6 separate regions of the Mus musculus genome follow, and regions 1, 2, 3, 5 and 6 are each linked to region 4. Evidence: chromatin loops called from intact Hi-C (ENCODE). Cell type or tissue: left cerebral cortex. All regions are shown on one strand.

What was found. A loop is a pair of places that touch in the nucleus more often than their neighbours do. Peaks named below come from ENCODE experiments on the same cell type or tissue, not always from the same donor. Only the 100,000 strongest peaks of a DNase experiment are listed, where the experiment ranks them.
Region 1: a loop joins it to region 4, with 3 times the contacts of the local background. A loop is called at or near these places in 4 of 42 quality-filtered maps.
Region 2: it touches region 4 in a loop (2.2-fold over the local background); 3 of 42 quality-filtered maps call a loop at or near these places.
Region 3: it touches region 4 in a loop (4-fold over the local background); 2 of 42 quality-filtered maps call a loop at or near these places.
Region 5: it touches region 4 in a loop (2.7-fold over the local background); 3 of 42 quality-filtered maps call a loop at or near these places.
Region 6: it touches region 4 in a loop (2.6-fold over the local background); 3 of 42 quality-filtered maps call a loop at or near these places.

The regions. Positions count from the first base shown.
Region 1 is chr11:29,545,442-29,549,441 of GRCm38, forward strand. It overlaps Mtif2 (mitochondrial translational initiation factor 2), which reads left to right. Exons shown (of 14, transcript NM_133767.3): 14 at 1-11. It overlaps Rps27a (ribosomal protein S27A), which reads right to left and starts at 2,599. Exons shown (of 6, transcript NM_024277.2): 1 at 2,400-2,599; 2 at 2,240-2,304; 3 at 1,765-1,819; 4 at 1,262-1,347; 5 at 850-981; 6 at 401-588. The coding sequence starts at 2,287. The coding sequence ends at 439. Clhc1 (clathrin heavy chain linker domain containing 1) reads left to right here and starts at 2,509. Exons shown (of 12, transcript NM_028504.1): 1 at 2,509-2,699. In left cerebral cortex, a CTCF peak has its summit at 2,393; DNase peaks (open chromatin) are centred at 2,480, 2,772, 3,287 and 3,603; H3K4me3 peaks cover 2,078 bases; H3K27ac peaks cover 1,836 bases.
Region 2 is chr11:30,655,203-30,659,202 of GRCm38, forward strand. No RefSeq gene overlaps it. Among named protein-coding and RNA genes, the nearest start is that of Acyp2, 7.8 kb to the left of the region's middle. In left cerebral cortex, a CTCF peak has its summit at 2,102; a DNase peak (open chromatin) is centred at 2,101.
Region 3 is chr11:30,263,186-30,267,185 of GRCm38, forward strand. It overlaps a transcript of Sptbn1 not described here. Among named protein-coding and RNA genes, the nearest start is that of Gm8098, 2.3 kb to the right of the region's middle. In left cerebral cortex, no CTCF peak of the experiment used is centred here; DNase peaks (open chromatin) are centred at 2,453 and 2,865; H3K4me3 peaks cover 3,129 bases; H3K27ac peaks cover 1,145 bases.
Region 4 is chr11:30,024,268-30,028,267 of GRCm38, forward strand. Eml6 (echinoderm microtubule associated protein like 6) reads right to left here and starts at 1,766. Exons shown (of 42, transcript NM_146016.2): 1 at 1,623-1,766; 2 at 113-833. The coding sequence starts at 309. In left cerebral cortex, a CTCF peak has its summit at 1,932; DNase peaks (open chromatin) are centred at 428, 701 and 1,875; H3K4me3 peaks cover 2,469 bases; H3K27ac peaks cover 2,275 bases.
Region 5 is chr11:29,723,584-29,727,583 of GRCm38, forward strand. The region is part of intron 3 of Rtn4 (reticulon 4); the gene reads left to right. Among named protein-coding and RNA genes, the nearest start is that of Rtn4, 33 kb to the left of the region's middle. In left cerebral cortex, CTCF peaks have their summits at 748 (motif pointing right) and 2,209; a DNase peak (open chromatin) is centred at 1,779; H3K27ac peaks cover 1,129 bases.
Region 6 is chr11:30,646,958-30,650,957 of GRCm38, forward strand. Acyp2 (acylphosphatase 2, muscle type) reads right to left here and starts at 2,439. Exons shown (of 4, transcript NM_029344.3): 1 at 2,344-2,439. The coding sequence starts at 2,422. In left cerebral cortex, a CTCF peak has its summit at 2,434; DNase peaks (open chromatin) are centred at 2,314 and 3,170; H3K4me3 peaks cover 1,566 bases; H3K27ac peaks cover 1,280 bases.

The sequences.
Region 1 (4,000 bases), 480 kb before region 4:
TTTTAAAAAAATGGTAAATATTTTCCCTTCATTTAAATACAGGGTCCTGAAATTAACTATGTACCACCATGCCTAGCTTGTATCTCTCATATAGGGGGAAAATTACCAATCAACACTGAAAACATTCAACAGCTTATGCACATACCAATACAGTATTATTCCCATATATTCCAAGCAGCTTTGACTTGGCACCTTCAACTTATTTGTGAGACATACTGTCCTGTAGCTTCTACTTCCAAGTCTACAGGATATTCCACAACCCCTTAAAAAGAATTGACCTTAGTGCCTGCCATCATGCCATGCCATGATGCCAAGTTTTATATTGGCTTTGACAGCTGCAGCTCATACAACATCACACAGCCAAAGAAACATTCTTTAAATGTACAATAAAGCACAATACTAAGTACGAGTTCCTTCTTTTTATTAACGCATACACAACTACTTGTCTTCTGGTTTGTTGAAGCAGTAAGTCAGACAACACTTGCCACAGTAATGCCTGTCAAAGTGGCTTCCCATGAAAACTCCAGCACCACATTCATCAGAAGGACACTCTCGACGAAGTCGGCTAATTTTGCCATTTTCATCCACCTGCAAAACAAGAATTTACTGTAAGATGATTTCACAAAACATATTCTGAAACCTGATTTAAGTGACTCAAGCTATTGATCTCACAGTACCAATTTTTAGTGGTTTAAGTCAGTTCTCCAAATTAAAAATCCTGTTTCCAATTCTATAAACTCACTTAAATATCAAAGGGGAGTTCACTTTCAACTCCAAAAGTACTTCCAAAAGTTAGTTGCTCAGATCTTATTCCAAGTGGAACCCATGTTTTGCTAACACCACACTTACCTTATAGTATTTCAGCACAGCCAACTTAACCTTCTTCCTCTTATGCTTGTTCTTCTTGGGAGTGGTGTAAGACTTCTTCTTCCTTTTCTTAGCACCACCCCGAAGTCTCAACACCAGATGAAGGGTGGACTCCTGTTAGTGGAAGATGAAACAGCAGCACTGTAGCATCAACAAGTCTAACTCCAGCCTGTCAAAAAGTTGGGTGGTGTTGGGCCTGTCACTCCAGCACTAGGAATTTTAAGGAGGCTCAGGAATCCAGTTCAAGTTGGCCCTGAGCTACAGGAGACTGCTCTCTACAAAAAGGGTCAACCAACCATCGCATATTTTAAAATCATGGAACAGCTACAGTGCTCAGCAAGTGTTAGTGGATTCAATATCATCCCTTTTTCTGCATGTTTTCCCTCAAACAAACCTTTTGAATGTTGTAGTCAGACAAAGTCCGGCCATCTTCCAGCTGCTTACCAGCAAAGATCAGCCTCTGCTGATCAGGAGGAATTCCTATTAGAGGAAAAAATACTGGGCTTAATAGAACAAGGTACATTCCCCATTGTTGTGAATCAAATGATTGCTAACAGTGGTCACAGACTTAGATGCAACTTTTTCCAAGAGTAAAAGCCCTGGAACTTTCTCTGTAACCAGGCTGCCTCTACCTCCTTAGTGTTGAGATTAAAGTGTGGACTGGGCCATTGCCCAGCCTGAGCATTTTATCGTCTTTGTGACTCAGTAAACAGTTCTAGATTAACTTTTAAAAGATTTGTCCTGCAGAGTTTCCAGTTAATCAGATAGCCTGACACTAATGTCAGGAATATTTTACTTTCAAAAGCATCTAAATTTATTAATCTGTTTTCTACCTTAAGAACAAACGTGTCTAGGTCACACAAGCCAGTCATTTTTCTAGTGACAAACTTTACTTGCCTTCCTTATCCTGGATCTTGGCCTTTACATTTTCTATAGTGTCCGAGGGTTCAACCTGCCAAGTTTTGATATATGTAGTTAATATACGGTTACATAGTAAGTCATTAACTGCTAGCTTTATACAAAACGAGCAAGGAGGAGGTGAGCTAAAGGTAATCAATTAAGATGACACCGCGTGCAAACTACCCAGAGTGCTACAATCCAAATTAGTCCCCATACCAGGGCGAGCGACGGCGGGGGAAGCACAGGAACGCGTCTGCCCGGAGAAAAGCGTCTCCCATCACCTACCCTACATTTCGCCACTCGGGATAAAGCAGGCTAAACCGTACCACACCGAAAACCAAACGTTGTTTTTGCTAAGCACCATAATCTCAGCTCAAAGCCAAGTTTCACAACTCAAAACTCAGAAACCCGCCCTCAAACACTAAGGGCCTCAGTCAGGCCTTGGCTTCCTCAACGGCAAGGTGGCCCGTACCTCGAGCGTGATGGTTTTCCCCGTAAGGGTCTTCACAAAGATCTGCATCGTGGCGGCGGCTCCACCTGCATTCGAAAAGAGACGGATTAGATCCGACGACACCCGTGAGAGCGACGCGTAGCGCCACTAGCCAGAGCGCGGCCACAGAGCATACACTCACCCACGATGGCGGATCGGAAAGGAAGATCCGAGCGTGGCCGACGGGGTCTCCTGGCCGAAGGACCCGCCCCTTAGGCGGCCACACACGTGCCTGCGCGCTGCAGCGGAATCGCGGCTGTCTAACGCAGTGCCAGATTTGCTCGTTCGCTCGGTTTCTTTACGCTCTTTTCTCGGTTTACCTCAGAATGGCCTCGAAATGATGTGCTCAACTAAAAAAAATGCCTCAAAAGGCTTTCTTATACAGCCGATGCGATTAAGAGAGGCTTTCCTTTAAAGGGGGCTTGTGAAACATAAGAGAGAGGTAAAACAAGTCTATCTGGGAATTGTAGTTTTACACTGCTTTCTTCTTGTTAGAACTACTTGTCCCAGGATGCATTTCCACACTTCCCGGATACCTGATTACACTGTCTAAGCTGTGGAGTGAGGGTTAGGAGAGAGTCAGGTGAGGACTCAGGGGATGAGGCACTATGATTTGCGCGTGGGTGGGGACTCTCTGGAAATGCCCCGGAGGGAAGGCTTAAGGGCTAGAAAGGCATTTGGGGGCTGAAGGTGTCTGTCACACCGTAGTGAGCTAGCCACATCTAAGGTATAGTCGAAGTCTTTCTAAGTGCAGGTTTCTGCCCCTCCCGGTAGTCCCTTCCGCTACCCTTCATCCGATCGGAAGAAGCTTTTGAGCGTCACGCGCCTCCCTAGTATGAAACGGTTAAATGTATTGGAATTTTCATCTTTTCACGTTTTAAAAAACATACGATAAGAAAATCTGCAGAATGTTTAGTTTTCGACTATAAGTTTAAATGTGGAGCGTGTCCATCCTGGAGAAAATAGGAGCATGTGCCCTCGGGGAAACTTGAAGCTGTTAAAAGCTGGTGCCTTCTCTCAGTCCCTTCTCCACCTCACAAACCCAGTGCCCTTTCTAATGCACCCTCTCAATGTCTTTTCACCCTATCCGTAAGCGTAGGCGTGCTCCGTTTTCTTACAACGAGGATCCGTAACTCCCTAATAATCTCTGTTTGCTCTTTCCTCATTTTAATATACTAGCTCTGCTGCCTCCAAATTACACATTTTGAAAAGTAAAAATGTAGGGCTAGGAGATGACACAGTAGCTAATATTCGATATGCAGAACCCTGGGTTGGAACTCAAGCACCCACTTTTTAAAAAGGTTGGTGTGCTTGGTGGAGTCTGTGACATGGTAGGCCAGCAGAGACAGGAGACTCCCTGGACCTCATTGGCCAGCAGGTTCAATGAGAGATGGGGGCCGACGACCCTACACCCACACATGACATACATATTTCTTAAAATAAGATGGGGCTTCCAGATGGCTCCATCAGTAAAGAAAATTTACATCTGCTCTAGATCTGATCAACCTTGAGATTCAATTGGTGGAGAAAACCAACTCTAGCAAGTTGCCCTCAGACTTTCACAGCGCTCCCTACCCCCGAACTAACGAAGTGCAATAAAAATTTAAAAATAAAAGGTAGACTGATTAAGAAGACCCACACACACACTCAATATAACGTGATCCTCCTGTCTCCACACATGTACCCACACGAATGTGAACATAAACAGAAAAGCAAAAAGTGATGGTGTTATTCCACATCATT
Region 2 (4,000 bases), 630 kb after region 4:
TTTGCAGACAAATGGATAAACTAGAAAAGATCATCCTGAGTGAACTAATCCAGACCCAAAAGGACACACATGATATATAACTCACTTATATATTAGCCATAAAATACAGGATACCCATACTATAATCAACAGACCCAAAAAAGCTAAACAAGGAGGGCCCACAGGAGGATGCTTAAATCTTACTCAGAAGGGGAAACAAAGTAGTCATTGGGGGCTGATGAAGGGAGGGAAATGATTGAGAAAGCAGATCCAGAGGAAAACAGGACTGGAGAGATCAGGTGTAGGAAGAGCCAGGGAGAAAGGATCTGGAGAGTGAATGGAAATATGTGGCATCTGGGAGTGAGTGGGGGGTATATTTCTAGGATGTGCCAGAGACTTGGGATGGGGGAGGCTACAGAGAGTCTATGAGGGTAGACTCTAGCTGATACTCTTAGCAGTGGGGGATATAAAGCCTGAAGTGGCCATATTGTGTAACCAGGCAGGAATCCCAGTGGAGGGAAAAAGACACCAACCCACCTACAAAATCTTCAACCCCAAATTTATTCTGTGTACAAGAAGTATAGGATCAAAGATGGAGCAGAGACTGAGGGGATGGCCAACCAATGACTTGAGAACCATCCCATGGGCAAGAACCAATCCCTGACACTATTAATGGTAATCTGTTATAGGAACCTAGCATAACTGTCCTCTGAGAGGCTCAACCCAGCTGATGGAAACAGATGCAGAGACCCTCAGCCAAACATTAGATGCAGCTTGAGAGGGCTTGTCAGAGTTGAGGGAAGAATTGAGGGACCAGGAACAGATAGGGACTCCATAGGAAGACTAACACAGTTAACTAACCTACACCCTTGGGGGCTTCCAGAAACTGAACCGCCAACCAAAGAACATACATGGACTGGACCTAAGGTTCCCCCAATAATGCAGGTCTCACAACAACTGGAACAGGGCCCGTCCCTGACTCTCTTGCCTGGCTGTGGATCCTGTTCCCCTATCTGGGTTGCCTTGTCTGGCCTCAGTGGGAGAGGATGTACCTAGTTCTGCAGTGACTTCATGTGGCTGGGTGGGGCTTCCCCCTTCTCAGAGGAGAACGGAAGACAGGAAGGAGCCCTATGAGAAGGGATACAGGATTGTGATTGTGATGTAAAGTAAATAAATAAATTAATTAACGGAAAAACAAGAGTTGCCTTGGTGATGATGTCTCTTTACAGCAATAAAACCCTAACTAAGACACTGTCTAAGTACATCCTTTTTTTTCCCTGTAATTTAAACCTTGACTACTTTAATGCTTGGGGGCAAAACCTTCACAATAGAAGTAGATCAAAAATTAAACAGAATGGAAATTCAAATATGCCATACCCTGATGTCAGTTAAGAAGCATTAAAAAGTTCAATACTTAAAAGATGTAGGGGGGCTGGCGAGATGGCTCAGTGGTTAAGAGCGCCGACTGCTCTTCTGAAGGTCCCGAGTTCAAATCCCAGCAACCACATGGTGGCTCACAACCATCCATAACGAAATCTGATGCCCTCTTCTGGAGTGTCTGAAGACAGCTACAGTGTACTTACATATAATAAATAAATAAATCTTTAAAAAAAAAAAAAAGATGTAGGATAAAGACTGGTGAAAAAAAAAATCTAAAAGCCAGGCATGGTGGCACATGCCTGTAATCACAGCACTCTGAAGAATAAAGCAGGAGAATCAGGAGTTCAGCCTTGGTTTTGTAGTCAGAACCTAGGGGTGTGGATTAGAGAGGAAGGTAAAGAACAATAAACCTAACCCCCAACCTTCTGAAAACTAATGTGTTGAAATATTATAGGACAGGCTTACGTAGGATACATTATTTGTTGTCTACTTCATTTGCAGATATTTTATTTTTATAAATTAATGAAACATAAACATTAAGCAGAACCCTTCTGGCTGGGTGCAGTGGTACATTCCCTTAATCCCTGAACTAGGGAGAGTCTAGGCAGTGAGATCACTACAAAGTAGAGGCCAGCTTGTATCAAATGAAACCTAGCTCTCTAAATACAAACAAACCAAGCACCTTTACGGAATGCTGCTTAGTTATAAAGCATAATTTCTGTTCTCTTGCTGCCACCTACCAACCATCCAAGGCAAAGCAGGCTATGAGCATTGGATAATCCCTTCAGAAATGTTAGCAGCATCACTTCATGCTCTTTTGGCTAAGATCAAGTATAGAAATGAATGCAGCACCTCGACTGCCTCTCATTTCAAAGTTTCAAAATCACACTTCCAAACAACCTGTACACATAGCAATCCTTTCAATGACAAGCAGATTTAGGTACTGTTAGGGTTCTTCACTCAACAGGCGGCTTAAATATGGAAGAGTCAGCCCTGGATTATTATTAGATATGGGTGTTATAGAAAAAACAGGTTAAGGAAATTCATTTAGTAAATGCTGGTTGACTCCTTTAATATGTGTTTTAAGATGGTTTTAATCTACCTGTCTGTCTTTCTATCTTATCTGTCTATCTGTCTGTCTGTCTAGGAGGCATCCACATTCAACAGTGTCACTGTACAACATGTGAGCATTGATGATCTCCTACTACCATGTGGGTTCCACGGACTAAAATCAGGTCATCACATTTGGTGACAAGTGCCTTTATCTATAAGCCATAATGCTTTTATACTGCATCCATTGATGCATCAGTCTAGTTGAAACACAATGTGTTTCAGAGGCATTTGTTATATAAGTAAGATGGGCTTACTCCAACACAGGAAATGCTTTGCTCAATTTCATCTGTAATTATTTACCTTTCAGTTATAAAACCCTAATATAGAACTGTTAGCAGTGAAATGACTATAGCATTGCAACAATAATGATGATTTTTGTCAGGTCACAAAGAAACCTGGTCACCTGTGGCTCCTGCCAGCACTTCTCACCCTAGCCCCTGCTAAGGTTCAAGAATTGCTGAAGGAAGAACCCAGACTCAAATAGTATGCAAAAGTAAAGGGTGTTTCTTCTGCAGAAACAACCAGCATGCAGGGGGTCAACCATTCATGAAAATGGCAACCACCAGAGAAGCTCTCAGGCTCCTTCTATGTGGGATTAGGGCAATTTTCCTAGCAGCAGTGATATTAGTACAATTTTAATAGGTTGCTATGTTAGTTCTACCATTCCTGGTGAAGCCTTGAAGAATTACAGAGACTGACTCAGCTCCAGCCTTGCTGTCTCCTTAGGCCAGAAACCAGAAACCAGAAACCAACTCAGCTCCCAGGAACCAACTCAGCTCCAAGCTTATCTTTCCTATGTCAGGGCTATCAGTGATGAACGACCCATTGCTAGTGGCTTTCTTTGAGGAATCTTATACGCTTTTCTGGGAAGCTGAAAAAGTTTTATTCTCAAGTTTTAAAACCTCTCACCTCTACCTTAAACCTCTCTAGCCCAGTAGCTGGACTTCCATCCTCTTTCCCCAGGCTTCTTCTTTTCTTCTTTTTCCCATGTAATCCAGACACTTCAGCTCATAATCTCTCTCTCTCTCTCTCTCTCTCTCTCTCTCTCTCTCTCTCTCTCTCTCTCTCTCTCTCTCTCTCGATTTGTTTTTTCAAATTTTATTTATTTATTTTATTTACATCCCAAACACTGCCCTCCCTGCCCCCCCTTACATTCCTTCCCCATTGCCCCTCCCCTTCTCCTCTGAGAGGGTGCCCCCCCTCATGTTTTCCAGTTGGACCTCTCTCTTATCATTCTCTCTTGCTCTCTCCCTCTCTCACTCTTCTCATGGCATTGTCAGTCTGGACCCTTCCAAGTGCCCCCAACTATGCTTTCCTTCACATCTACAATAAAACCTTACCCTCAACCATACCTTGGGGAAATCTTGTCTTCATTTTAATTCAAACTTACAGCAGTTTCCTCCCATTTAATTTACTTTACAGAAACCATGTTGACTAAGTTAGACAAGTATTATAACTATTTTAGAACAAAATAAATAGTCTCAGAACCTTTAAGGAATTGTTTAAGATCACCAGGAACAGAATCCTA
Region 3 (4,000 bases), 240 kb after region 4:
AGCTAACCGACAAACAAGGCAATGATAAGTATACAATTGAGGACGGGACCAGAGGCGGGGCACAAGGTAGCATAAGGTTCATTTTGAACTAGGTTCATTGGCTTCTGATTCTTTTAACATGTACTTGAGAAATACTGCTTACAGTCACAACTCAATAATCAATACTAATTTGGGAGAAACAGCTCTAAGGGAAAATGGAGCCAGGGTAGGACTAGATGCAGAGGCTGTAAAGGGTCTGTGTGCTTCAGGCTCCAGCTTCACTCTTGAAGCCCTCTGGTGATAATTTTTAAACTTCAGAAGTCTTCTAGGAAGGAATGTAAAACACTATTGATCTAGATAACCAAAAACAAATAGGACTCTCCAGGTTTCTTCATCTAGTGGCAGGAAACACACACATGTCATACACATAGCCAGAGATACTTCAGCTTTATGGTGAAGGAAGAATAAAGGAAACCATGAAATTTTAAATTCATTACCCCTCAAGTCTGTATGTGTGCAAGATAGGAGGGGCAGGCCAAGTGCACATGTGGAGGCCAGAGGACAATTTTGCTGGTCTCTTCTCATTTCCTTCCACCATTACACAGCTTGGGAAATAGAATTCAGGATGTCCGGAAGCTTTTGATAGTTTGGAAAAGCAGGGCAGAGTTCCTTAACCGGATGCTCAAACACATCATGTATTTTATTAAAAAACAGAGAGTGAGCAGGAAGTTCTGGAGTGGGCTCAAGAGGATGCACTCATAACAATCTACTGAGGGACTCTGCTAATTTCCAAAGACCATACTGACTTTTAAAATATTTATTTTAATTCTATGTATTGTGTGTGTGCTCATAAAGTCATATTCCCTGAAACTGGAGTTACAGGCAGTTGTGAGCTTCCTAGAATGGGTGCTGGAAACAAACTGAAGCTGTCTTTTGTTAGAGCTGTGTACACTCTTAACCACTGAGCCATGACTCCAGCCCCTGAAATGATATGTTAAAATAGAAAATATGTGTCTGTCCATTTGGAATAAGTTTTAGTCATTAATTTCCAAAAAATGTTATTGCTACACTATATAAGCTTGAACATGGATGGCATAACTACTACCAAGACAATCAGAGTATTAAACTTGGTCTTTCTGAAGAAAAGGTGCTTAGATAAAACATACAGACTGAAGCTTCCGAGGAGAATCCTCAGCGCTACAGTGGTAGCATTTTTAACGGAGACACTGGCTCTTTCCTCACAGAAAGTTGGTTTGCATTCCCAATAACCTGCAGGAGAACCCAGGGCTACATAAGGAAATCCACAGAACATTAGAAAAGGCTCATTAAAAGGAATCCGTTGTCCGGCCATAATTAAAGCAGTATTACTACTGAGCACTAAGGTTAATAAGTTAAAAGAAATACAAGAACGTGGACTATAAGACTGTCACTAAAAATATGCTCTTTAGTTAGGGTGACAGGAAGGTCACTTAAGCCCGAGTCTGAGATCAGTGGTTCCTGTCTCAAAAACAACTAAGTGAAAATGAGGATCTTAAGATGAAAAGCTTTCAATTACTTTAACAACAGAACACTCAACAGCAATTGCCCCTCATGTTTAACAAACAAACAAAAAAAAAAAAAACAAAAACAAAAAAAATTTTTTTTTGTAGTAAAATCCTTCTGTCTCAAAATAGTACCTCCACATGGACCATTACACTTTCATACATGAAGACAAAAAAAAAATCAAATTGTCTAAATAAATTGCAGGTCTCTGCTAAGGATGCTCCCATTCCTACATCACTGATAGACCTCTCCCCGGGCTCTTCACCAATGTAAGATGACCCAGGACACTGCTTTTGCTGCCCAGAACTTTCCATTATGGCAGATTAAAGTTTTGGTCACTGTGGTGATACCAGGTGCTTAACCCAACAGAGTTCTTCAGCTGGTATGTAAGTTAGAACAGCTAAACCTCCTGTGACATCAGCAGGTTTTTTTTTTACAGCATAGTAAATCTAAAATGTCTGCATAATCCATGCATGAAACACTAAAAAAAAATAAAATAAAAAATCTTTACGCAGATTGCCAACACAGCTGTGAAGTTCAAATCCACAAAGTCCCATCTTTGAACAGCCCAAATAATGTACACATACACACACACACCACATACCACACACACCACACATATATACAACACACAAAACCACACACAACATACACACATACCACACACTACAGATACACTACAGGCACACACACATAACACATACTACAGACATATCACACACACACACACCACACTACAGACACACCACAGGCACATCCATTATAGATACATCATACACACATATACCACACACACATACATACTATACACATACACTACACACCACACACACCACATACACATAGCAGATACCACACACTACAGACATAAACCACATACATACACCACATACACATCACATACCACACACATACATACCACACACACTATACACCACATACATACCACACACACATACCAGACACCACATACTACAGACACACCACAGACACGCATCACACATACAAACATACTACACATATATACTATACCACACATACCACATACACATACCAGATACCAAACACTATAGACATACCACAGGCACACACAAACACTCCCCTCCCCACATATACCACATACACATACCAGACATATTCCACTCAATAGCCATTCCCCACACACTCCATACACCACAGATACACTGTACATAGACCACACATAGTCACTACATAACACTCCACACACATCACAGACATTCCACACATATACAGACACTACACACCCCACAGTTACAGGCTGTTCTATTCTGTACTAACAGATTCACCGGATATTACAAACAAAAAACAAAAGCAGGCTCACCCCTGGCTTTGGAGAGCTGACCTTTCCTTCCAGTTAGTATACTGAAGTCTGTCTCTCACATGTACATTTTAAGAAAGCTTGAATTGACATTTGAAATCTATCCCATATGCCACCTCATACCTCATAAATAAAGTACAGAACTGGCAGCTTAACGGGGCATTTTCCTGTGAAGACACTTAAATGGTCTTCAGAACCATCTCAACAGTAGAGGCCTCAACCCTCCTCCCCAGCCACATCTATCTATACAATATATATACACAAAAATACATATAAGCAGCCATAAACGAAGCCAGTAACCCCATTAGTCATGTCTGGAGGCTTCACCTGAGTACCTGAACCTATAAGTCTGATTCTGGAGAAAACCAATTCACTATCAATCATGACACTTATCAAAAAATGCTTAATAGAGAATCCAAATAAATAACTGTGCTTGCTTGCAGAAAAATCATATTAAAAACCAGGTTAAAAGAGTCTCATACAAATTTCTTTTAAAACAACCAGCTGAATCCAAAATTTAGTAAACGTTTTCAGGAGCATATGATCTAAAATGAAAAATCATTTCATTTCAAAGATGGTTTCCTAAAGGAAAAATCCATTTTCTCAGAAATAATGAAAGGAAGAGAAATAACTACAACATCATGACTATGACCATCTAATTAATAAGCACTAACTTTCCACAAATAATGGAATCAATGTCCATCTGGTTTGTGGCTATGGTTTATGGGCGATGCACAGAAAATCGGCAACTCCACACCAAATGCACCACACAGCCTGGGGTGTTCTTCTGCAGCCCCTCCCTCCTGTGCTGTCCCTCCTTAGCATCAGGCTCCTTCTGCAGCAGCAGGCCAGCAGATTTTGCCTGCATCACTGCTGCAGGGTGCGCCTGGGTGCCCACACCCACCAGGAGGGGCCGGAGAGGTCACCCCCAAAGCGAAGGCTGCCCCAAAGGCTGCCCCTCGCATACCTAGGTGACCTGCTCCTCCCGACTCTACAACACTCTGACACTACGTCTCTCCACAGCAGCACCGCAAGGTATTAGCAGCTCTGGGCGCCAACAAAGCGCTGTCCTGGGCCTGGGTGGGGCCGGGCGGGGGCCGCAGGCGCCGAGTAGCTGTGCCAAGCCCCGTCGGCGAGAAG
Region 4 (4,000 bases):
TCTCTAAGCGGCTCCCAGGAAAATCCTTTATTCCCTAAGGTTCTTGGACATGACCCCGGTTATTCCCACCCTTCCATATCCAATCCCTTCCCACCACCCCAGAGGTCCTTACCTGATAATGTCGTCGTTGTGTCCCAGGAAGAATTTTTGGCTGTGCTCTCGGGTGTTGTACACCACCCCTACCCCAGCTACAAAGTAGACCACCTCCTTGCCGGCGGTGTAGTACAGGTTGTTGCGGCACTGGTGACCCCGGTACCCGTACACCCACTCCAGCCGGAGCTGGCATCTGGGAGCTGTCCGATCCGCCATGATAAGCCGACACCGCGCGACCCCCGGGTGCCCCGAGCGCCGACTCTGTCCTCTTCAAGGCTCGAGCTGCGACGGACCTGCAAGGGCTCAGGGTACAGCACCGGGCGCCAATTTCCGCGGCGACGCACAGACACAGCCCAGCACGCTGGCCGCCACCATCATCTGCTGCTGCGGGAGAGGAGCCGCCGACGCCGGTGCACAGCAGCAAGACCCCGCTGGGCTCCCCGACTCCTTCTCCCGGGGTCAAGCGGGCCTCGAGGGTACCAGTACCCGCACACACGCCTCACTGCACCTGCGGGCTTTGGGCGGCGGGAGAGGTTCTCCCCGGGGTCACCCGGCCTTTAAAATCAGAGATCTGCATATCCAGACACGGATTACCAGTTCTCCAAGTTTGAGGAGCGCGGGGGGCTTCGCAGCAGGCGGTGGGATTTATTCTGTGACAGGTCTGATCTGACAGGCAGACGGTTACTCCGGTTTACTGCTTTGCCATCACCGTCCTTGGATCCGAAACTGACAGTCTATATCTAGGATGCGAGAACGAGGAAGAGAAAGAATTTTTGCATGTCACCCAGCACAAGAAAATAATTACCAAACTAAAACCAAGTTGTGGGATTTTTGTTTGTTTATTTTTGGTTTTTTTTTTTTTTGATTGTCCACATTTCTCCTTCCATATCCACCTTAATTATAGGAAATACTCCCTAAACACTTCTGGCCGGTAGTTGCTGCTCCAATTTGCAGTAACACTTGCTGTTTCCTCTATAAAGCCAGGGTGAATATGCAATGGTCATTCTTTTAGATGTTCCAATTAGCTGTCATATATGTGTTTAAAATCCAAACCCTCTATGCGCCTTCTCTTCACAGAGAAAATCATAAAAACAAATAAATACTTAACAGCTCTCCCCTAATTAAAGACTCCAATTGCAAGTGTCATAATTTTTTTTTCTCTGAATCGGAGGAAATCCGGCTACCTACAAATGCTCCCGATCGAAAAATAATAATAAAAATAATAAAATAACAGCAACAATAATAAAGTGTCAAAAAAAATCATGCTCCTCTCCCCACGGAGATTTGAGCTAGCTATGAGACCCAAGGGCTCTAGGATCTTGCCTTTAGGTTGGCAGGAGGGGGGGCGGGGTCTCCCGTGGAGCCCGGGTGTCAGCGACACCCCATGCTCAACCTGGCGCCCACTTTTGCAGATCTGAGGGTTGGTAGCCCCAGGTACACCTGGCTCAGGCTCTACGGTCCTAGCGAGTTCCTGCACTCCCACCCGGACCAGCCTCGCACGTAGCATCCCTGCTTTCTCCGCCTCTAACCTCTGCTGCCGGCCTTGCGTCCAGGATCTCGCACCAGCCAGCGAAATCCTCTGCCTGCCCTCCCTCCCTCCCCGCGCTCCCGGGTTAGGTTTCGTCACCGGGGATCTGGGGACCAGCTCTTCCTCCTTCCCTGGCTCCAGGGGCGGGGCCAGCGCAGGGAAGAGTTACGCGGCGAAATTGCGCCGGTTCGGAAACGCAGACGCCTCCTAGGGCCGAAACCTCACCTCCCTTTGCCCGCCTGTTCCCTATGCATCTTGGAAATCGTAGTCCTCTGTAAACCAGCTGCTGAGGCGAGCGCCTCTAGTGTACTACAAGTCCCAGGATTCCATGCATCCGCAGGGCCTTAGTACCGGTGCCAGGGAAGTCTGCGTTTCTCCTATCGGACCCAGCAACTCACCCAGAATGGCGTTGGTGTTCCATGGTGACCCAGGCCAGCGGCATGCGCGTCTGTGCTGAAAGCAGAAAAGATGACGTGGAAAAAAATTCAGGGGCTTTCCTCAGGACTTTCACTTGCGCCAGTCCCAGAGGATTGCTGTAGCCCATCTCTTTCCTTGTTGCAGCACTTGACTAACGCTGTTTCCTACTTCAGTTTCCCCTATTATTCCAAAGGATTCTGATTTATCCAAGTGCAGTGTTACAAAGTTTAAGAAAAATACAGTGGCGTGTGGTCACTCTGTCATGTGTAGGGAAATAAGCGCCTTCCTGTGACCTGCCTTGTGCCCATGCAATAAATTTGGCCGTAAAAAACAGAAGCCAGTGGCTATTCTAAAACTACCTGGAATAAACTAATTTATTCGTTCTGATTTTCAGATTATGGCCGCAGCCAACTTTTGAGAACAGATTTTATAATCCACTTGACTAAGAAGCTACGAAAGGTTGATACTTTTGACTCTTCTGTGTTCAAGATGTTTCTTTATCTACGTGGAGTTTTAATAGGATGCTGTCCTGGTAGGAAAGGCAATGCTATAGATAAGCACCTAAGTGTAGTGAGCTGTTGCCTACAATGTTGAAGAGAAATTGAATACACTTCATATTTTCTGAGAAAACAGAGTCAACAAATTCGAGGAGGTCTCTCTCTCGCTCTCTCTTTAAGACAGTAAGGACACTACTAAACATTAAAACATGGCTTAGAGGGGCTTGAAATGTCTTGGTCTGCTTTCTATTCCTTTAATCATTTATGCAGAATTTTGTTTGTTTGTTTGTTTGGTTGGTTGGTTGTTTGGTTGATGATTCTAGAGGCAAGGAAAACCAAGAACATTGCGCTCATCATCTGATGATGGGCTTAACTACATCCTATGCTGGTAGAGGGCATCACATAGCATGATAGAACGAGAATGCTAACTCCTGTGTCTTTTTAAAGCCATTAGTGTCATGGTCGACCCAACCTCATTGACTTATTGATTTATCTAATGCTGACTAACTCACAGAAGCCTTATCTCCAAATACCATTAACATGTAAATCAGAAAATTGAATTTTAAATATATGGACTTTGTGGAATATGGTCAAACCATAGCAGAAACAAAGTTGAGAGCAAAAATCGAGATGGTGAATTTCGTAGAGAAATAAATTATATATAAGAAGACAAAAACATCTTCCAGAAATAATAAGGAAAAGCTTCATGGAAGAAATATGAAATATAGGCACAATTGAGATAAATTGAAAAAGATAAAAGAGCACTCTGCCTTTTTTTATTAAATAAAAGGGTGTACAAAAATACAGACAGATTTATTTAAAGAGTAAATTTTAAATGGAACTGAACAGAGATGTTTGTACTACTTAAAATAATGAAGAATCTTTAATTCACTTGAAGAGAAAAATAACAATAAACGTAATAGTAATTGGCTGGGTATATTGATGCATACTTTTAATCCCAACACTCTGTAGACAGAAGCAGACAGATCTCCATGAGTTCAAAGCCAGCTTGCTTTACATAGAGAATTCCAGGACAGCCAGGGGCTACATAGAGAGATCCTGACACCACCCCCCCCTCAAAAAAAGTAGTGATCAAAACATGTGGTATCTAATAGTCTGAGGCAGAGCCTGGAGTACTTCTTAAGAGACAGTGGCAATGGCCCAGAAAAAAATAGACATACTCTGTTGAAAAACTAGCAGTGGTAAAAGCCAGGCTGGCTTGGAACCCACACTCTTCTGCCTTCCAAGAACTGAAACTAAAGGAATGTACCACCAGGCCCCGCTGGTCACAGTCATTTGTCACTACAATAGAGACCCTAAGACAAAAATTGGTATCAGAATATGCTCTGACAGACCTGAGTATGTATTTATGGTAGGATCATGAAGGGACTTCGAAACTTTGAGCTAGAAACACCACTGAATGAATGTTCACAGCTTAATGAGCAGATATGTGAACTTAGACGAT
Region 5 (4,000 bases), 300 kb before region 4:
AAGGTAAAAATGGTCCTTTCCTCCTGGGCCTCCTAGTTGGCATGCATAATTTTTCTATAAAATGACAGACATATTTAATGGTTTACTCCTTGCCTTGAACTTTGTACATATATTTCTTTTTAAAAATGATACATCCCCCCCACCCCCATTGGGGATTTAGGATTCTCCTTTTTTCTTAAAGGAGCAATGAAACAATTAAGACTCGTAGGAGTTCTGAAAGATAGCTTAGCAGTTATAAGCACTGGCTTCTCTTGTACAGGACCCAGGTTTGATTCCCACATGGCAACTCACAACCATTTGTAACTCCAGTTCCAAGTTCCAGGGTCTCCTACATCCTCTTCTGCCCTCCATAGGTGCCAGGGTTACACATGGTACACAAACTAAATGCAGGCAAAAATACACATGTAAAAGTAAATACTTCTTAAAAAGAATTTTAGATTTCACCTGCAGATAATGAGTCTTGTCATTTACATTTATTGTAACCATTTAGTTTTATACATAAGGAAACCAAGAAAACTAAATATGCTAGGTTATTTGCATAGACCTTCAAAGCTGGAGTATGAGACCTTGATTTTATAGTTTGTATGAGAACAACCAAGGAGTGATGAGGAAAAGGCTGAAAATTGGCCCATGTTGTGATAATTTATTCATGCATAGCTTACTATGGCAGCTTTTTGTATGTGGTACCATTTACCACTTACTTTTTTTATTTTATGTATATGAGTACACTATAGCAGTCTTCAAACACCCCAGAAGAGGGCATCAGATCCCATTACAGATGGTTGCGAGCCACCATGTGGTTGCTGGGACCTCTGGAAGAACAGTCAGTGCCCTTAACTGCTGAGTCATCTCTCCAGCCCCTGGTTCTCACTCTTAAGAAAAAAAGAGCAGTAGTCTTAGTATCAACTGTGGAAAAAGGTAGATGTGGTTAGTAGTATTACTGAAACTTCTGCTGAGCCTGTGATATAATTTCTCTTAAGGACTGGATTCCGTACTTGCTGTAGGAAGAACATTTCAACAGTCAATAGAATTCTCTTTACTTTTTCTTTTTTTCTTTTCTTTTCTTTTTTTTTTTTTTAACTTAATCTCATCTGTTGCTAGAATTTGGGCTTAAGGGTGTTGAGTTTAATTTAGTTTAATTGTATGCAGTCTTTTATAACTAATTTTTATAACTAAAAATTGTCAAATTTTGTGCAAGGAGTGTTTAGGAGTAAGTAAGTAGATAGATACATAGAGAGAAAATACTTAGCTTTAATTTAGAATGGTATTACATGTATGGACTTTACTATGAATGGAAAATTATACCATGGTTTAGAGAAATTGGAAATGTGAAGTTAGGGATATTTTCTATTCTGTTTTTGTATATTGATGCCCCCAACATGAAAATTTTTTTATGTGTGTAAGTGTGTGGGCTCTCCATGTTGCAGTGTGTGTGTGAAGATCGGAGGATGACATCTATGAGTCCTGTGGGTCCCAGGTATCAGACTCTGGTTATTCAACTTGTTGTCATGTGCATCAGTTTGCCAGCCCGTTTTGTATTGAAAGCTATATGAACTAAATAATCAGTGGTTTGAATTATTAATGAGTCAAATGTGGTGGTAGGAGCTTACTATTCTTATTTTTTAAAAAAGTTGTTTTTAAAATAGGGCTTTAAAATTGAAACCTGACTTCAAGCTAACTTCAGGCTAAGTTGAATGTAAATTTAAGGAAATTCATTTAAGGAAAATGTAACAGGATGACTTGTGCATGTAACACATTTGATCTAGCACTATTTTTAGCTATAGCAGATGACAGCCTGTGATTACCAAATGTAGGCAGCTCTTCTTTCTTTGTACCAAGTCAGTGAAAGAAAAACTGGGTTCCTTTAAATTTAAATTTTAGTTAGGTAAGGTGCACTATACAAAATAATCAAAAGTTTTCTATATTTTTTAATTTTGAAAACAAAGATAAACTGCAGGGAAATGAATCTATTTTTCTAAATTATTTAACTAGATTGGCATAAACCCCTATGTGTTTCCCATAGTTGTAAGGGAAAAATCACTGTTCAGTTCTTCTTGGATCTTTAAAAGGGGTGTTCTATGAACATTTTATATGAGTTAGAAACTTCCTTATAAAAACATGCTTTATCCAATATTTTCATAAGAATTTCCTGCATGTGAGTGTGCTGCCTGCCTGGGTATGTGTGTATCACACGTCTGCCTGGTGCCCATAGTGGCCAGTAGAGGAGCTAGTCCCCTGAACTTCATTTACACATTGTTGTGAATCACAGTGGGGTGATAGAAATCAAACCTGTGTGTTTCTAAAAGAGCCTTCTCTCTAGCACCCCTTATCAGATATTTACTTTGTATTTCCTCCCATTTTGTAGATTGTCTTCACCTTCTTCATTATGTCCTTTGAAACAAAATATTTTATTTTAAGAGGCTCAGTATATTTACTTTTCTTGTGTTTATGCTAATACCATATGTTAAGAAACACAGCCTTGAAGATCTACACTTTCTTTATTCTTTTAACTAAATTGTTATTTTTAACAGCTACCCTTCATGTAAACATGTGTAGGAATGTGTATAGAGGTCAAAAGACAGCTTATAGGGACTAATTCTTGCCTTCTACCATGTGGGGCTAGGAGCTAAAATGTCTTAGCAAGCTTGGTGGCAGGTGCACTCAGCCATTTTGCCAACTGTCTAAAAGCATTTTATAGTTTAAACTCCAATCTTTAGATTTTTATTCTATTTTGAGTTAAAACAATATTTTGTCATCTTTAATAGTGTGTTTGTCATGAATGCAGATAGCTACTGTGGCTAGAGTGGTCAGATCCTCTGGAGCTGAAGTTAAAGAGATTTGGGAACCATTAATGGCTGAGCCATCTCTCTACCCCATAAGTTAACCTTTCATGTCATATAAAGTACAGGAATCTAAGGAGTCCAGTGGCATTCCCCTGCAGTTGGACATCCAGTTGTTCTTAGCTTCCTTGTCAAATTCACCTGACTATAAATATAAAAGTTGATTGTATTTCACTTATGTTCCTTTGTAACCATGTATATGACTGTAGGGTCGGGTTTATGTTTTGTTTTCTTTTTTTGAGACAGAAGCTTGCTATGTAGCTCCAACTGACTTCTAGCTTGCCATTCTCTTGTTACTGAAAGCTTTGCAGGAAATTTTGCAGAGGAGAAATGTGAGCCCTTTAACTTTATTATTGTTTTCCAGGATTTCTTTGGTTATTCCAGATATATTTTTTTTCAGCTGTCTTGTCAGTTCAGTTGGAGACACAAGCTGGGCTTTTGTTTTGATGGGGTTTGTACTTGGGACTAATTAGAGGACTGTTATATGTCATCCAAGACTGTGTGATATCTTTCTGCTTGATTCAGCCATTAATTTCTTTTAACTGTAAGTTTTCGGTTTATTTCATTTGTTTTCAGCTATGTATGTTCCTAGGAATTAAATTTTTTTGTTTGTGAATGTTAACTGTTGTTTTGAAAGTCTGTGTTAAGTCAGATGCAGTTGGCTTTGTATGATGTTGTACCCACAATGTCACTAGACTTGTTTAGGAATTCTAGTTGCTGTTTTGTGGCTTCTTTAGGAAATTCTAAATATAAGATCATATTAGCAACAAATACCTTAATTTATTTTTGTCCAATCAATTCATTGCCCAAATTCTGGTCAAAAACTTCTAGGACATATATGGGTGTGAAGTGTCAAAGAGAGGTTACCCTTGTCTTATTACTAGGTTTAAGTGGGAAGATGCTAGTCTTGCAGCATGTTCACTGTGATTTTGTAGATTTTATTTTTGATCAGTTTGAGGCTAATTCTTTTTTTTTTTCTTGCTGTTTTGTTGACTGTTTACCATGAGATGATGTTGGACCTAATCAGTTTTTTATGCAACTATTGTGGCGAGTGTGTCTTATTCCTATTTTGTTTTTATGGTGCATGTGTGGGTTGTTATTCATATGTTGCACTACCTTTGCATTCTCAGAACAGATCCTCCTAAGCTATGCTGTAATCT
Region 6 (4,000 bases), 620 kb after region 4:
TGGTCCAACAAGTCCAACAATGACTGCCTATGACTGAAAAGTCCAAGAATACAGTAGTTGCTCAGACCACAAGACTAGATGTCTCAGCTGGTCTTCAGTATACACCAGAATCACAAAGATCACAAAGAATCACTCTAATGCCAGTGAAGGAATGGACTTGCTAGCAGCCATTCGAAGGCAAGCAAGAAAAGACAGCAAGCTTCCTTCTTCCATGCCCTCCCTGAGAAGGCAAGGCCCAGATTAGAGGTGGGTGGGTGTTTCTACTCCAAAAAAATTGAATTAAAGATGTGTCTGATCATCTCAAAGATCAGGATTAGAAGTGAATCTTCCCACTTCAAATTAAGCAAAACACCTCTCAGGTATTCTCTCCATTTTTAGGTTTTAGTTAATTCCAAACATGGTCAGGTTACCAGAGTATCAAAAGTACTAACCAGGCTCAATACCACTTAGCCATGATTCCTAATATCCTTTCTAAAAGTACAGACTCATCAGTAACTTTTCAAATTTTCTGCTTACTCATGCAGTCTTTCCCACACCTGACCTAACAGTTGTCTGCTGTGATCTTCCTACGTCTCTTTCCACAGCAAATCTCTGAAACAAAGGCTCATTATAAACACACTTTCATCCATCCTTAATCTTACCCTGTATACATTGCCACAAAATGTAAAATATCAACAGAATATCAAAATAAAAAGATAATATTCTTCCTCCCCCTTTAGACAAGGATCCATTTTTAAAAATCCAGTTTTCCCACTTAGAAATAAATTTCCAATACAAACTCACATTTAAAATCTACTAATGGTTATCACTAAAGCTTATTGATAAAGGAAGTTAAGAAAAGTATCCCATAGTATCCCCCCACCCCATGCACACACACAACAGCACATCTGAGGTGGGATTGGGGATGGAGATAAAAGAAATTCTCATGCATACCAAACAATGGAATAAAATTATGTGGAGAAGGTAGAATGGAAATCCGACTCAAACAGGAAGTAATATCCTCGTTAAAGGGCACACGCCTTTAATCCCAGCACTTGGGAGACAGAGGCAGGAGGATTTCTGAGATCGAGGCCAGCCTGGTCTACAAAGTGAGTTCCAGGACAGCCAGGGCTATACAGAGAAACCGAGTCTCAAGCCCCCGCCCCACCCCCCAAAAAAGAGAAAAAATAAAGAGAAAAAGAAAAAGAAAGAGAAGGAGGAGGAGGAGGAGGAGGAGGAGGAGGAGGAGGAGGAGAAAGAGGAAAAGGAAAAGGGAAAGGGAAAGAGAAAGAGAAAGAGAAAAGAGAAAGAGAAAGAGAAAGAGAAAGAGAAAGAGAAAGAGAAAGAGAAAGAGAAAGAGAAAGAGAAAGAGAAAGAGAAAGAGAAGGAGAAGGAGAAGGAAAAGGAAAAGGAAAAAGAAAAAGAAAAAGAAAAAGAAAAAGAAAAAGAAAAAGAAAAAGAAAAAGAAAAAGAAAAAGAAAAAGAAAAAGAAAAAGAAAAAGAAAAAGAAAAAGAAAAAGAAAAAGAAAGGCATTATTTTTATGTTGAAGACCGGAACCTGCATTACAGGCTTATAAGGACTAGCTCGTCCTTGGTCTGGTACAGAGCAGAGCACCCATTCCAGGGCTTGGTGACTATTAAGCAAGCACTCTACTGAGCTACATTTCCAGTCTCAAAAAGTTTTCTTCTTTTAAATGGATGATATACATTAAATAGTTACAGTATTTATACGCCATTAGATAATTTTCTCAAGTGTATAGACCAGCCTGGTCTTGAACTCAAATATCCACCTTCTTCTGCATAAGGACTACATGCACTACTATGTCAAGTTGCGTTAGAAAAAATTAAAAGAATGTTTTAACGTTTTAAATTACAAATATAAAGATTTAAAGTAAGTCAGACATTATATTCTATGCATCTATTTAAGCTTATAATCAAACAAAAATTTTAAAACTTCACTTAAATGGCCTGGGAGTGTACTTCAGCAATCTAGTACGCAAATGTAAGACTGTGCATAAATATATAAGGTTCAATCTCCAAAACCCAGGAAGGAAAAATTGCTAGCTGGAGAGGGGCTACAACCTCTGACAAAGTAAATCACCCAGTATCATTCAGGTACCCTTGCTTTTCTGCCGCACTTAGGCGTCCCCCACCCCCATCCTATAGGCTTGCAGCGTCCTCTTCGGGAACCCAGGGTGACCTCCCTCCGCCCCGCGCTAGCCCGTTCTCCCCGCCCCGGGCTGCTGTGTCATGGCTGAGCGGAAGTCGCTGCCTCAGTGAGAAGAACCGTCCCTAAAATGGATGGCATAAGCTTCCTCCTCTCCCTCCCACGGCCTCGTCTTGGCATCCCAGGTCAGACCGTACCTTGCACTGTCCCGAACACTTCGTAGTCCACAGACTTGAGCAGCTCGGTCATGGCGGCCAGCCTTCTCCCGAGCAGCATTAGCTGGGTATGTGGCGCGGAGACTGCGACAGCCGCCAGGGGAGGAAGACTTATGGGCTCTGGGACCGACGCCCAGAAGCCAAGACAAGAGCGCGCTGGGTCATGCGTAAGAAGATGGCAGATGACCGTTGTACACAGTGAGGGCGACGGGACACCCGGCGCTCGGGCTCCCTAGCAGGGTGCTCCCTCTCTGCGTTCCCCAGGACCCGGTTCTCTAAAGAAAACGGAGGTCGGGCATGTGAGGGGATTAAACCAACTAATATCTACCCACCGACGTTTATTTGACACAAAAAAGGTTTTGTTTTGTTTTTTCTATAAGGATGAAAATAAGAGGGTGACTTGTTGAGAGGACAGAGCGGGTAAAGTCTAAGTGGGTAGAGATGAGAAGGATAATAGGGGGAAAATTACCAAAATTCATTATATGCAAGGATAAAATGTCAAAGAATTTTTAAGTTTTAGGTGATTTTATATAGGTACACTGTAAAGAATACATAGTATACCCATGGGTACACTGTAAGGAGATTAATTCAAGCTAATTAACTTTCATCTCTGATTTCATTTAAGATTTCAACGATTTTAAATATATATCATTCTTAACTATACTCACCATTGTGCAAATATATGATAATCTCCACTTCATATGAAGAAAATGTGTGCCCTTGAAACAATATCCCCATTTCCAACATCCTGAGGTGGACATTTGAAATGAAGGACCTGCTTAGCTTAGTGGCACAAAGGGTATTTGGTCAGTGTGCTGGCTAGTCTTGGCACAAGCTAGAGTAATCTTAGAGGAGAGAACCTCAAGTGAGAAAATGCCTCCATAAGATCTAGCCATAAGGCATTTTCTTAATTAGTGATTGATGGGGGGGTGGGGGAGGGAGCAGTGGAACCCAGCCAGTTGTGGGTGATGCCATCCCTAGTCCAGGGATCCTGGGTTCTATAAGAAAGCAGGCTGAGTAAGCCATGTGGAACAAGTCAGTAACCAGTCCCCACCCCCACCCCACCCCCCATGCCTCTACATCATCTCTAGGTTCCTGCCTTGTTTGAGTCCCTATCCTGATATGTACAGTGCTGTGGAGGTATAAGCCAAATAAACATTTTCCTCCCCCAAGCTGCTTTTTGGTCATTGTGTTTCATGGCAGCAATAAAAACCTTAACTAAGACAGACAATGAATCAATTCTGAAATGTTCTGACGGTGCCAAATCTGTGGTGATTCTGAGATAAAGTTAGGCTTGATCTTTTCATTCAGGCTGATGAATCTGAAAGGTGCCTTGTGGTGATTTGGCTAGCTTTGTTGCCCATACAGACTGTGTTTGAATACTTGGGCCCATGGGAAGTGGCATTATGAGGAGATATGGCCTTAGTGGAGAAAGTGTGTCCCTGTAGAGGCAGGGCTTTGAGGTCTCCTATGCTCAAGTTATGCCCAGTATGGAATCCTGTCACCTCTTAGTTACCTTCAGACAAAGATGTAGAATTCTCAGTTCCTCTGGCACCATGTGAGCCTGCGTGTTGCCATGCTTCTGGCCATGATAATGGACTAAATCTCTGAAATTGTAAACTAGCACCAATTAAATGTT